2 separate regions of the Homo sapiens genome follow, and region 2 is linked to region 1. Evidence: read pairs that join two places in POLR2A ChIA-PET (ENCODE). Cell type or tissue: MCF 10A. All regions are shown on one strand.

What was found. Peaks named below come from ENCODE experiments on the same cell type or tissue, not always from the same donor. Only the 100,000 strongest peaks of a DNase experiment are listed, where the experiment ranks them.
Region 2: POLR2A ChIA-PET joins it to region 1 with 5 read pairs; 3 of 35 experiments call an interaction of 5 or more read pairs at or near these places.

The regions. Positions count from the first base shown.
Region 1 is chrX:113,575,515-113,578,014 of GRCh38, forward strand. No RefSeq gene overlaps it. Among named protein-coding and RNA genes, the nearest start is that of XACT, 41 kb to the right of the region's middle. In MCF 10A, no CTCF peak of the experiment used is centred here; no DNase peak of the experiment used is centred here.
Region 2 is chrX:113,511,952-113,514,451 of GRCh38, forward strand. The region is part of intron 3 of LOC101928437 (a long non-coding RNA gene); the gene reads left to right. Among named protein-coding and RNA genes, the nearest start is that of XACT, 100 kb to the right of the region's middle. In MCF 10A, no CTCF peak of the experiment used is centred here; a DNase peak (open chromatin) is centred at 1,220.

The sequences.
Region 1 (2,500 bases):
ATTACAGTTTGTTTAGAGCTACAGTTGATGAGCTCTACTTCACTCCAAAGATGTGTAACTATCCTACAATCTTGATTAGTAGAATCTAACATTTAATGCTTGATGATTTGGAAAAGTACAAATGACATCAACCTTCAGAATATCCATTCACAGCTGGGCGCGGTGGCTCATGCCTGTAATCCCAGCACTTTGGGAGGCCAAGGCAGGTGGATAACAAGGTCAGGGATTCAAGACCAGCCTGGTCAATATGGTGAAACCCTGTCTCTACTAAAAATTAAAAAAAATAAAGAAAATAAAAAATTAGCCGGGGGTGGTGGTGGGTGCCTGTAGTCCCAGGTACTCAGGAGGGTGAGGCAAGAGAATCGCTTGAATCCAGGAGACAGAGGTTGCAGTGAGCCAAGATCACATCGCTGCACCCAGCCTGGGTGACAGAGCGAGACTCCGTCTCAAAATAAATCCAATAAATAAATAAAATGATAAAGAATATCCATTCACAGTATTAGTTGAAATTAAATATAGTGGTGCAAATTAGTTGTCACCTTGACTGGCTCTCACAGGCTAAGAATACTATGGTCACAGTCCAATCTTCATGCTGAGTGATCTGCTTTGCACAGTGTGAATGCTCACCTGTGGCTGCTGTTACATAAGTTTCAGTTATCCAGGAAAAAATGGAAAAAGATATAAATAGTTGGGTGAAGCTGAAGGTACATACTCTTAATAGAGAGTACATGAATAGTTGTTACCATTTTCTTTTAAAATTATATTCAGTAAAACCACCTCAAATTACTTTGGCTAATTTTTTAAAAATACAAAATGGATTTTTTTCCACAGTATGCTACAAGTGAATCAAATTAATCAGCTGTATTGAGAAGCTAAAGGTCAGATTGTATGTAGCAGAAAGACATCCGTTTGTGATTACTTGGTTACCTTATCAGGATATTGAGTCTATGACATACTTTGCTGACAAAAACTTGAATAGGTCTAGAAATTCATTAGCTGTCTTTGTTAAGTTGAAAATATTAGTGGTGATTTGTGAGACTTTGGTGCACCCATCACCCGAGCAGTGTACCCTGTACCCAATGTGTAGTATTTTCTTCCTTGCCACCCCCCTACCCTTACCCCTAAGTCCCCAAAGTCCAATGTATCATTCTTATGCCTTTGTGTCCTTATAGCCTAGCTCCCACATATGAGTTAGAACATACAATGTTTGGTTTTGCATTTCTGAGTAACTTTACTTAGAATAATAGTCTCCAATTCCATCCAGGTTGCTATGAATGCCATAATTTCATTCCTTTTTATGGCTGAGTAGTATTCCATGGTATATATACCACATTTTCTTTATCCACTCATTGACTGATGAGCATTTGGGCTGGTTCCATATTTTTGCAATTGCAAATTGTGTTGTTATAAACATGTGCGTGCAAGTATCTTTTTCGTATAATGACTTACTTTCCTCTGGGTAGATACCTAGTGGTGAGATTACTAGATCAAATGGCAGATCTACTTTTAGTTCTTTAAGGTATCTCCACACTGTTTCCATAGTGGTTGTACTAGTTTACATTCCCACCAACAATGTAAAAGTGTCCCGTTTTCACCAAAAACACACCAACATCTATCATTTTTTGATTTTTTGATTATGACCATTCTTGCAGGAGTGAGGTGGTATTGCATTGTGGCTCTGATTTGCTTTTCCCTGATAATTAGTGATGTTGAGCATTTCCCAATATGCTTGTTGGCCGTTTGTATATCTTCTTTTGAGAATTGTCTATTCATGTCCTTAGCCAACTTTTTGATGGGATTGTTTGTTTTTTTTTTTTTCTTGCTGATTTGTTTGTGTTTCTTATGGCTCAAAGGAAAAATATCAGTATATATTTCAAACCTACATGGTCATAGTATCCCCTTTTTTGTATCTTTAAATAACTTACCACCTATTTGTATGTTGAGCCAAAAGCCGAACATAGCTCACTCAAATCATCCTGTGTGTGTGTTACACCTATATACATATATATGAAAATATAAAAATAATAGAGAAACTTCTGGTTCAAGATGGCTGACAGAATATATATATATGTGTATGTATATGTGTATATATATGTGTGTATATATATATATATTTTTTCCTCTCCTCTTCTCCCCAAATCCCATTGAAATGACAACAAAAGTGTAAACATTTATTTATATGTGTATATATATACACATAACATCGTATATTTAAACGTATATATCATATATAGATGATGTCCAATGGCAATGAATTAGAAATGAAATCAAACAGAGCTGATAAACTTTTCCATATATGCAAAGAGCTGAGACCTCTAAAATATGGAGTTTCCCAAGATAGGCCACAGGAATACAGCTATACTGTTATCAGAGCCAGTGGAGGCTGGAAGAAGAAGGGTGACTTCGATATTTAAAGACAGATGGAACAGCTATGCTAGTCCCCTACGAGCCTGAAAGATTTAGGCACCTACCACCCATGTAAAGCATGCACAGAAAGCCA
Region 2 (2,500 bases), 64 kb before region 1:
TGCCCTTATAAAAGGGGCCCCACGGAGCTTCTTCACCCCTTCCACCATGTAAAGATGCATCAACAAGGCACCATCTATGAAGCTAAGCGAGCTCTCACTAGACACCAAATCTGCTAATACCTTGATCTTGGACTTTCCAGTTTCCAGAACTGTGAAAAATAAATTTCTGTTGTTTATAAATTACCCAGTCTAAGGTATTTTGCTATAGCAACCCAAATGAACTAAGGCAGGCTATACCTTGAATAATATATTTATTTCTGGTTGTCACACTAAGAAAAGCCATCTAGAGGGTAGAACTGTGTATGTAGAATAAAAAGGACCTAAAGGGGTAAGAACTGTCATGGGCATATGTGAAAGAAGGATTGTACTTGTTTTGTGTGATAGAGGATATAACTAGGACCAAGGAATGGATGGGAATTATATGAAGAAAGAATTCATTATATTTTAAGAACTTTTTTTCTTATTGCCTCTCTGTTGAGGAAAATTGAGTTTATCACACTCCTCAGTTGATGGCACACTGATTATCATTGCTGCTTGCAAGGACCACACTTATTTGATTGTTTTTATCTATTTCTATTTCTCATACCTCCAGGCAATTATTCTAATCCTTTACTGTTTGTCTACTTGTAAAATATGTTTTGTTGTTTTGTACTTGCATATTTTTAGTTTACATAAGTGGTATTTTGATATAGATGTCATTCCATTTATTTCTGTTTTCACTCCACTTGTTTTCTAAGTTCTATTTAGTTTGTTGCATGTATATCTATTTTGTCATTTATAAATGCTACGTAATCTCCATAATGTACATCTACCACACTTTACCAATTAAATTGACTGATGACTCGATTATCTATCATTTCTGACTCATAACCCCAAATCCAGTGATGAGTATCCTGAGTGATCCAACTTCCTGCCACCATAAACAACGTTGCAATGAATAGCCTTACATGTCCCATTTTATACTTTTGTAAGCCTATGTATTCTGGGTCACACAGTGTATGTATAAATAGCTCCATATTGCTCTATAGAATGACTTCTTCCACCAACAGTGTATGAGGGATTCTAGAGCCTAGGGCTTCACAAACTTTTTCTGTAAAGAACCGGATTGTAAATATGTTAGGCTTTTCAGGCCACTCGGGATTGTCTTTGCCACTCCTCCTCTTCCTCCTCCTCCTCCTCCTTCTTCGTCCACTTCTTCATGAATCACCCGTCAAAAATGTTAAATTCCATTCCTATCTTATGAGCTGTACAAAAATGGGCCAAGAACCTCATTAAACTCTTGGGCTATCTAGATCTAGCCCTGCATTTCTGCCAACATGTGGCAGATAACTCATTTCTCTAATTTTGACCAGTGTAGTGAATATAAAGTGAGTGCTTACTATTTTAACTTCCACTTCTCTGATTATTAATTAGCTAGATCATCTTTTAAATTATTTGTTAATCTTTGGGTTTTCTCATCAGTAAACTTCCTATTGAAATAATTTACTCAGAAACTCACTATCTGTTGTGGTGGCTCATTCACTCTGTTTGTAGCTTAGGCTGGTAGAAAACTCTCAAAAAACATCAAAATTAAGTATTTCTGTTCAATAAAAGACACCATGGATAACGTTAGTGAGCAGATAACTGATTAGAAAAAGAGACTTAAAGTGCCTAAAACTGGCCATGAATTAGTATCCAATATATAAGAAACCACAAAAATCAACAGATAGTGAGTTTCTGAGCACTGAATTGTTTCTTGAAGGGCTGAATGGTCATTTGGCATCAATGTTATATTGTAGTGTTTCAAACATTAAGTGGGTGTGTGGAAAAGAGTATTATGGTCTCTTTCAACCCTGAGATTATTTGATATGCATGAAGCAGTTTGAGAGCAACATTTGGAAATCACAGGATTTGGGTAGTAAAAGGGATATTAGTGATTCATTTAATCCAGATTTCCCATTTTCCATGGTAAGAAACAGAGGCCAGAACAGGGGATGTACTTGCTCAAATTTCCCACAGCTAGTAAGTGGCAGAGGCTGGACCAGAATTTCTCACTTCACAGTCCACTGCGCTTTTCATTACCTCAAGATAAATTCTAAATTTAATGGCTCGGCAGTAAACACTCTAGCTGGTTCTAGTGGTGGGAGGATATCACTAAGGTAGAAAATGTATGCAGAAAGGGGCATCTACAAGTTCTCCTAGGATTGACTGGTTCATGGTAAATGCTAATGCTACTTTTATGACTATACATAATCTGTGTTGTTGCCATTTATGGAAACAATTATAAAGTCATTATCCACATTTTCCCTCACCCAAATTATTATGAAGCCTGAAGCTTTTCCAAGCACCCCAGGCACAAATTGTATTGTCTTTTTTCTCTAATGTCAGATACTAAAGACTACTGTGCCTTTTCAGCTGAGCTAGGACTGTGTAACAAACTAAAACATTACAGAATCCTTAACAGCATACATTTAAGAGAGCCACTAGCTGCCAATACTTGATATGTGCAAATCAGAAATTC